Regions from separate parts of the Homo sapiens genome. Here region 1 is linked to region 2. Evidence: chromatin loops called from intact Hi-C (ENCODE). Cell type or tissue: PC-9. All regions are shown on one strand. Each heading gives the region's core, and the rest is flanking DNA. Links, peaks and the distances in the headings are about the cores only.

The links. Peaks named below come from ENCODE experiments on the same cell type or tissue, not always from the same donor. Only the 100,000 strongest peaks of a DNase experiment are listed, where the experiment ranks them.
Region 1: a loop joins it to region 2, with 16 times the contacts of the local background. A loop is called at or near these places in 10 of 110 quality-filtered maps.

The regions. Positions count from the first base shown.
Region 1 is chr3:108,404,984-108,409,812 of GRCh38, forward strand. MYH15 (myosin heavy chain 15) reads right to left here. Exons shown (of 41, transcript NM_014981.3): 32 at 3,297-3,421; 33 at 355-470. Among named protein-coding and RNA genes, the nearest start is that of MYH15, 100 kb to the right of the region's middle. RefSeq lists enhancers at 1,844-1,943, 2,004-2,063. In PC-9, for the core only: CTCF peaks have their summits at 1,748 (motif pointing left) and 1,948; a DNase peak (open chromatin) is centred at 1,788.
Region 2 is chr3:107,233,809-107,238,710 of GRCh38, forward strand. All of the region lies in intron 1 of LINC00882 (long intergenic non-protein coding RNA 882), which reads right to left. Among named protein-coding and RNA genes, the nearest start is that of LINC00882, 4.4 kb to the right of the region's middle. RefSeq lists a silencer at 2,126-2,175. In PC-9, for the core only: CTCF peaks have their summits at 2,218 (motif pointing right) and 2,418; DNase peaks (open chromatin) are centred at 2,293 and 3,003; H3K4me3 peaks cover 820 bases; H3K27ac peaks cover 1,055 bases.

The DNA of each region.
Region 1 (4,829 bases), core at 802-3,301, 1.2 Mb after region 2:
CCTCAAATATAAGAAAATTATAAAATCTGGCAATAATCGTATATAGATAGCTAGTAAGCTCACCACTATTGATATAAAGGAATATCTGTACACAATTGTGTATAAAGGGATATCTAATTGTGTATAAAGGAATATCTATACACAATTGTGTATAAAAGGATATCTAATTGTGTATAAAGGAATATCTATACACGATTATAGATATTGTATATAAAAGAAAATAATATAGAGTTACACTAAGTTTCTTTGGTAATGCTCCAACAGGGGCCATAAAAGCAGCCAGACATAATGAGCTCTGTTTAGTCAAGGATTCAGAAATACATAATTGTTACACATCAAAATCATCTTAAATACCTAAAATTTTCTATTTCTTCATCTTTCTCTGAAAGCTTTCTTTCAAGTTCTGCTTTAGCTTCCAAGAGTTCAAGCTGGAAATGAAGAATCTTGCTTTCATTACGTTCCAGGGCTCCCTGGAATACATAAATAAAAAGCATTAAATGAAGTCCACTTTTAGACAAAATTGTATTTTTTACCCAAAACATATGTCGCTAATGTAGCTCTCTTAGAGTTACTGGGAGAGATATAGGTTCAAGCCAGGTCCCTAGAGATTGCAACACAGTGAGACAAGCAACTGCTTTCATTTGTCATTTCACTTATAGATTTGACATTCTTAGGTCTTTCAGCTGTAGCTCCAGAACTAGAATTTTAAAGCCTATTTTAAAATAGAAAATTTCACTCTTGTCTGTGACTATATTTAAACTTTTTAATGTATTACCCTTGACTTTTTCTAACATATTCCAACTTTGGGATAAATTTTAAAAAGTATCAGAGCTAGAACAAGGAAGGTGATAACTCCTACCTGGAATCTTCTATTAAATTCTGGACATCACGAGGGGATAGAGGAAAAGTTGGATGTATTCAGAGAACAAACAACAGGGTAGTGTCCAAATATTGTCATATGAAGAACAAATAAAGGAATTTACAATGTACCTGACATGTAACACTCAGTGTGAGCCATTAACACCATAATTGGTACCACTACTGCAAATGAATTTCTTTGACAGGCAGAAGATTCCTTGCCCCTTTGTGTATTCAAATATAGTTAAGGCAATTATTTGCAGGGATGTTATAAAGGCAATTCAATTCTAAAAGCATAGGTTTGGCTAAATCTTTAAAACCCGTCCTGAAGCTAAAAATGTATATAAAAGAAGAAATCCAAAAAACACTTACAGAATACCAAGGATATAAGGGCATAAGGGGTGATGCAATTTTGTGGTCAGTTAGCTACAGGCAGTCCTAAGGGCAGAAGTAATTTTTTCATAGCCTCTTTTGAGGCGTGCTTAGCAGATATGACAAAATGTAAAAAAGTAAAACTGAGTTGCAATTTTAAAATAAAAATAAAAAGATGATGGGAATTTTAATAAGACCTCCCTTGATGTTATCTTGATACTACCTTCAATATAAAAGAAAATAAAATTGCTAACGCACACTCAAAAACAAATGCTTGGATAACAATTTCCTCAGAGGGAATAGTGTAGTAGTTCCTTCAAGAGGAAACTGTCACCTCTAACCCTCTAAAATGCACTGAGAAAGTGAATCTTTAGGGAACATGACCTGGGATAATGTGAGTTTTATGGCTTTAAAAAAATCTGATAAAGTTTCTCATAAAGGCTCACCCAGGAAAATAAATAACGCAATGTTACAAATACATGTCCAAGTTGATGAAGTATTTATGGATGTGGCTGAGGACAGAAGTGGAGAAAATGCGAATAGAATGTGTTGCCATCTAGTGGTACTAAGTGGTTTGAGCATTATGGCCTTCCTGTCATTCTCACCCTTGACCCACGTGATGATCGACTGAATACACAAAGATGCCTCTGTGTTATACAGGACATAAATGGCCCGTGCCAGTTGTATTTTTCATTGGCTTGTCATAGTACTTGAAATTTCTATCATAAAATTTACTTCTTTCAGTTAAGGTGGTGGCTTCAAAAAGTCCCTTGCCAGGATAGCCAGAGAACCAAAGGGAACGAGTAAACAAAACAAAGTTCACCAACTGTGTAAGGACCAGCTGTGCTACAGGGCACCACACTGCCAACGAAAAGGAGTCTGTATAAAGTTAGATAGCCTCAGGAAACATTTATGTATAACAGGGTGAGAGCTGCTGCCTGACAACTCTATACAGAGGGTAATATGGACACATTTGCTTGGAAGTTTCTTCTGGAATCACAACGGTGAGGTAAATTTAACAGACAATGCTTGGCACAGAGTGGTCCTTTGGGGTCTTGTTTTCCATCGCCATACCTTCCAAGAGACCCCTGCCTAACACTGACTGCCACACCTTTCAAAAATCTTTTTTCTTTTTCTACTGGTGGGAGGATCAGGGCTGTATTTTAATGTGTCTGAATACTTGTTCAAAGGCTGAGTCAGGAAGATGAAGTTCAGCTCTGAGAAGAGGCTGCACAGGGCTTCTTAACCACCTAAGAATCATGATAAGATGACTTCCTTGTTAGTTTACCTTCTTTGGCGAAATGTCTTCTTAGAGGTCCTTTCAATTGCTAATGCACACCCAGAGATACAGCCAGAGACTTTTCCTGAACTGTGAATCCATAACACTGAAAACCCTCCTGTCAATCTGCACAAAGATGAGCTTTCAGAAACAAATGTTTGACAACATCACTTTGAATCTTATTTCTGAAACTACCGAAAGTTTTTGGGGAAAAAAAATTGAAAAGCTTTTGTGACTGACTCTTTAAAGAGGGGGCAGCTATGAGAATATTTATTCATTCAACATTTGACAAATATTTACTGAGCCTCTACTACATGCCAGGCAATGTTCTAGGCCAGTGCTTCTCAAATATTAATGTGCATATGAACCACCAAGGGATCTTGTTAAAATGCAGATCCTGATTCAACAGAGATGGGCAGAGGGCTGAGATTCTGAATTTCTAACAGCCTCCCAAGCGATGTCCATGGGCCACATGTTGAGTAGTGAGGGTCTGGGCACTGGGGATAAACTGGTGAACAAGATAGATAGTTCCTGTTTTTACTACAATCAGGAGATTTGCATTCACTGTTGTGTATCCTGCTCTCTGAGTCTCAATTTCCTCTTTTATAAAATGGGGACAGTAGTTTCCTACGGTGATTATATTAAAATTATGCATTTGGCAGAGTGCCTAGCATATAGTAAATAAACATTTGAATACGTGTCCTTTTGTTGGTGCTGCTGTTATTGCTGAATGCAGATCTTCTGCCTTGTCACAGTGAAAACTTTCTTTTCTCCCTGGTGATAATACCTCTGTTTCTTCCAGTGTCACCTGGACTTCTGTCTTCTCTTCTTCAATTAGTTTCTTGACCTTTTCCATTTCAGTTAAGTTCTTGGTCCCTTCTCTAACCTGGTTTGTCAGATTAGAAATCTCTTCTGGAGACAGAGGTAAGAAAAACAAAGTTAGTGAATGGGCTCAGTCTCAAACCAATGATACCAGGCACAACAGATTCTTCCAGCCCACTGGAACAGTGACCTCATGCCACCCTTGGTAACTTGATGACCTATCCTATATGGGACCGAGAAATTTTAAAAGGGTATTCATTTTTTCATATAGTCTTTTGCCATCTGAAAATTGAAAATTGTCTACAACAAATGGTGAGGGTGGTGCTTCAGAGTATTGTACACTGGACAACTTTTGCAACTTTTACATGACAGTCCTGCTCATTAGAGCCATTCCAGGTTCCACCTGGAGGAACACAGACCTGGAGTCCCTACCCTTCCAGTGTAAGTGCTTAGCTATCAACATTAGTGGCTGCCATTGTTTCAGCCACCACTCAACACTGCGACAGGAACTTAAAGTAAAAGCTGGATCAATATCTGCCAGCATTCAAGGCATGGCCCCAGATAGGCCAGAGAATCAGAAGGGGCCCAAGGAAGACAGTGGCTTTAGCTCAAGCACTTGAGTGTTTTTTCCTAGCCTCTCATGAACATAAGCCTTTGACAAACAGAATAGGGCATCCAGAAGTCACAAAACCTCTTCCACCTGATATTGTTATGGTCAGTTCTGCCTTTAGTACCTAAGAGGTGTGGTATAGGGCCAAGTAGCTCAGAGAATTACCCAGTTCAGAGGTGGTGGAAGGAGCTCAATAGGTCACCTGCTCCTCTGGTTCTGAGATCCTGGGCTGTGATGTGATATGATGAGAATTTTTAGAAGTTACAAAGACAAATATGTTAGATGGAAATTTTCATTGCATAATAAATTCTTCTCTGAGAAGTGCTCTCCTAAAGATGGGTTATCAAGAAGAAAATCAGGGAAGAGGTTCTCAACTCTGACCGCACCTTAGAATCACCTGGAGAGCTTTGGAAAAAGCTCACTCAATATTCAAACCCCGCCCCAGTCCAAAGGTGGTGCCCAGATCAGCAGCACCGGCCTCACCTGGAAAACTGTCAGAAATACAAATCCTTCAGACCTACTGAGTCAGAAACTCTGGGGGTGGGCCCCAGCCATCTGTGCTTTAACAAGCCCTCCAGCTGGTTTGGACGTAGCTAAAGTTTTCTAACCACTGTTTTAGCACCCGTCACGTCTCCATCTAGTGCCTTGATCATAGACTATGTAGGTCAACAGAAAGTAAGCTTCATTTACGCCTCCAACAGTAATGAACTTGCTTCCAGGGCATCTCAGGGTTTTCATGCACATTGCTGTTGGTGCTGGGATAAGTTGGCAGCCTCTTTGAAGGGCTGTTTGGCAGTAAATCAAAATTTAAAAATTCATTTCATTACCCCAGCAATTTCTTTTCCAGGGATCCATTCTACTGAAATATTTTTACATGTGCATAAATAC
Region 2 (4,902 bases), core at 871-3,370:
TCAGAAGATGTATGGAAATGTCTGGATGCCCAGGCAAAAGTTTGCTGCAGGGGTGGGGCCCTCATGGAGAACCTCTGCTAGGGCAGTGTGGAAGGGAAATGTGGGGTCAGAGCCCCCATACAGAGTCCCTACTGAGGCACAGCCTAGTGGAGCTGTGAGAAGAGGACCATCATCCTCCAGACCCCAGAATGGTGGATCCACCAACAGCTTGTGCCGTGTGCCTGGAAAAACCATAGACACTCAAGGCCAGTCCCTGAAAACAGCCAGGAGGAGTGCTGTACCCTGCAAAGCCACAGGGGCGGAGCTGCCCAAGACCATGGGAACCTACCTCTTGTGTGAGCATGACCTGGATGTGAGACATGGAGTGAAAAAAGATCATTTTGGAGCTTTAAGATTTGACTGCCCCGCTGGATTTCGGACTTGCATGGGGCCTGTAGCAACTTTCTTTTGGCCAATGTCTCCCATTTGGAATGGCTACCCAATGCCTGTACCCACATTGTATCCAGGAAGTAACTAACTTGCTTTTGATTTTACAGGCTCATAGGCAGAAGGGACTTGCCTTGTATCAGATGTGGACTTTTGAGTGAATGCTGAAATGAGTTAAGACTTTGGGGGACTGTTGAAAAGGCATGATTGATTTTGAAATGTGAGGACATGAGATTTGGGAGGAGCCAGGGGAGGAATGATATGGTTTGGCTGTGTCCCCACCCAAATCGCATCTTTAATTCTCACGTGTTGTGGGAGGGACCTGGTGGGAGGTAATTGAATCACGCGGGCAAGTCTTTCCCATGCTGTTCTCATGATATGAAAAAGTTTCATGAGATCTAATGGTTTTAAAAAGAGGAATTCCCGTGCACAAGCTCTCTCTCTTTGCTTGCTGCCATCCACGTAAGACATGACTTGCTCTTCCTTGCCTTCTGTCATGATTGTAAAGCTTCCCCTGCCACGTGGAAGTTTAAGTCCAATTAAACCTCTTTCTTTTGTAAATTGCCCAGTCTCAGGTATGTCTTTATTACTAGCATGAAAACAGACTAATACAATATGTCATACAAGAGAAATAGGAAATGATAGCACTAAAAGCAATGCTATGAACGTAACAGCCCCAAGCATTAAGGAATCAGGTTATTAATTGTTACCTGAAATAAACCATGTAAATGTTTTCTCAAAGTTTTATTTTTTAAAATCCATCATTGTGCCTTTGAAGTAGGAACTTTGGAAGTTTTAGAAGTGACACTCCTATAGTACTTATAGCAAAAACTACATCTTTCACGAGCAGTTTGGACTGGATTTCTACATCTATCATAACATGGATACATTTAATTTTCTAAATATCGAACGTTTCTTCTCCAGTCGTGTTCCTCATGGAGAAAGAGTCCCAGCAAAAAAACAAATGCTGAAGCAAGGCCCCAAGCTTCTAACTACTTTTGCTGAGTGACGGGGAACGCTAGCACCTTATTAGTTAATCCCAAGGGGAAGGTCTGCCATGCAGGAACTAGCAGCCCTCAGAGTCTAAAACGTGGAACATATAACATCCTACTCGCATGCTCACACATACGCATTTGCACATGGGCTGACTTACATCCAGGAGACAGCCCCTGAGCTCTTTACAAATTGCAGAGAAGCCCAGGAAATCAGCTCTAAAGATGATGTGCCTCTGCTCTGCTTCAGAGGCTCCAACTCATCCTAACTGCCCTGAGAGGTTTCCATGATCAAATCCAGGAGCAGGAGGCAGAAGAGCTGAGGCTCACAAATGGCCCATCCGGGCTTTTCCGTGGAGCCCGTTTCTGCCCGACCCCCCTGAGGAATGTAAACGATCTGTTCAGGACTGAACTGCTTTACCCTCGAGGATGTAAATTATTCATTACCCCCTCCTTCTTGCACATTTTGCCTTTCATTTGCTCCATCTACTCCCTGCTCTATCTTTACTAATTTATCTCTAAGCTACCTCAATTGCCTTCTGCTCTGCTCCCCTCAGAAACTTAAAAACGAAACCGGATTCATTAGCCAAATAACTGGATTAGAGTTCTCTTCAACATATCAGGCAGTAGAGAAAGTTGCTTTGTAATTTCTTTGATATTCAGCCTTTTAGAAAGCAATTCCTTAAATTACTCTGTTTAAATCTTTGAACTACTTAACTTTCTTTGATAGCACGCTAACATTGCACTAAAACCTGTGCAATGTTATGAAAACTTTAATTTCTGTAGTCAGTGCTTCCACATGAACAGCAGGGGGCAGTAGGATATCACGAATTGAAAAAATTGTCCTGGGCTCTGAGAAACACTGTTGAATTACTGCAGTGGGTCTGTGTACTCGTGATGATCTCAGCTCTCGGATGAAGTCTTTTGTTTTGTGTCCTATTTTACAATGCACCGTTCAGTTTTCTATATGAGTTGTGGCTTAGTCACAGTATTTCACTGTGACAGCTTAGCTTAAGAAAAAGAAAGGTGCAGGAGAAAAAAAAAAGGAGGAAAAGAGAAAGAGAACATGTAAATGCTTCCAAATAAAACACATCATGAAAAGGAAAAAGTAATCCTGTGTATACATATAAAGTTTGTCCCTTCTCTGTTCCTATCCTGGACACAGTTTTTCTAGATTACAGACTGAATTCATCCCTAGTCCTCCCCAACACACACACACACACGCACACATTTGCCATATAGTTTTCTGTCAAAACAGATTTCCTATAAAAAGAAAAACAAAAAATACAAAAAACTCTTTAAAAACTAATACTTGACTTTTTTAAAAAATTCAAAAAAATCTCTCATTTTCTGTCCTTTAATCAAGCTTCTGAGTATAGAATTTTAGTGTTTTCATGCTTTTTGAACATGTATTAGTCAAAATACCTTTCATTAATATGAATGTTGCAATAAAATTCTTCCTCTGTAAATGTACAGCTTCAGATAAATAGCCAAAAGCTATAGTTGTTATCTATATCTGATATGTTTGGAGGTAGGATATGAACTACAAACTGAAATATGAGAGACTTGAAGAACAGTCAAGGATTCCTGCAATCGTATGGGTTGGGAAAGGTGCTTTAGTAATCCAACCCCCAAAGTTAGCAAATACGAAGCTACTTTCATGCATAATTTGAGTTGTACCCAAAATATCATACCCGCAAGCCTAGTTTCCTCTCCTACCTAGGCTGGAATTCCCAGGGTTATTTATGTGTTCTCATAGAGTTATTAATTTATTACTGTGGTATGGCAGATGTATTATTTCAACATCTGGTACCAAAATTTCTCTTGAAGGAGGGACTCTCTGCTCCCTACTGACAGGGCCCTATCTGATCCTCTGGTCTTATCTCCTACTGTTCTCCTGCTTACCAACTTTGATCACACCAGCTCCCTTGCTGTTCCTTAGAGCACACTAGCTACTCTATGCCTCAGGGCCTTGGCCCTAGCTGTCCTCTGTCAGGAACAATCTTACCTCATTTATCCAAATGATTCATTCTTTTGCCTATTTCAAGTGTTTGTGCAAAAATCACTTCCTCCGTGAGGCCTTCCCTGATCACTATTTAAAATAGAATATTCTCCCCAGCATTTTTTATGCACCCTTTCTCCTTTATTTTCCTCAATAGCACGTATCACCATCAAATATGCTACATATTACACAGGTAAATATAATACAGGAGATAACTGAGACCAAACATATCAGCCAACAGAGGGCTCAACCTCAGTGTTAAAACAAAAAGAAAAACAGGTTGATTTCAAAGGAAAATCCAACTCTATGCTGTATATAAAAGACAAAGACCCACCTAAAACAAAACAATTCAGAAATGCTAACAATGAAAGGAAGGATGGGTAAAGTTCTACTGAGAAAATGCAAATTAAAAAAAGAAAGAATTGAGATTTTGCAATTCAATAAAATAAAATTCAGACCAAAAACCATTATTGAGACAAAGAACATCTTATAATCCTAAAGGCTACAATTCCCAGTGAAAATAAAAGATTTATGAAAAGGTATGCAGTGAATAACACAGCAGCTACTTTCATACAGTAGGAATTATAAGAGATTCAAAGAGAAATTGAAATACACTAATAATAGCAGACTATAGTACATTTCTCTTAATTAGACAAAAAAATACAAAAACACTTAGAAAATTGACTCTAATTTACAATACAGACATGTATGCCCCAGTAAATCACATAAAAATGATCTAAATATTCACCATAATATGATAAAACCAGAAATTTATAATCAAAACATAAGAAAGCCCCATTTTGAAATTTAAAATTTTCCTATTAAACATAGCTTGTCTCAAAGGGAAATATCAATTGCTAATGAGAATTTCTAGAAAAAAATGAAAACATGACATTAGAGTTGACAAGATGCAGCTAAAGAGTGTTCAGAACAAAACTGATAATTTAAATAAATAATGAAATTATGAATTAGATATTCCACTCAAAAAGAAAACGTTAGATATATTTAAGGTTCTTTTCCATTTTGGATTTTGGATTTAATTTTCTTTTTAATTGAGCAACCTAGATTTTTCTTTTTTTTTTTGAAGGAGTCTCCCTCTGTCACCCAGGCTGCAGTGCAGTGGCGCAATTGGCCAGTCTGCTCTTGAACTCCTGACCTTGAGTGATCCACCTGCCTCAGCCTCCCAAAGTGCTGGGATTACAGGCATGAGCCACTGCACCCAGCAAGCAACCTAGATTTTAAAACAACATGAGATAAATAAGCCTAATTGTATTTAACTACATCTAACATTTTTACTAATAGTTGTAATACTGGTAGATTTTGGAAACTATTATATATATTATGCAGAAAAGTAAATAATTCTGTTAATATCATTTAGGAGCCATGATTTTCAGCATAGGGGAAAAAAGATGCAATATAAAATCAAATAAGTAAAAACTCTATAACCTTCTATTAGAATTGGAATATCAACACAAATTTATT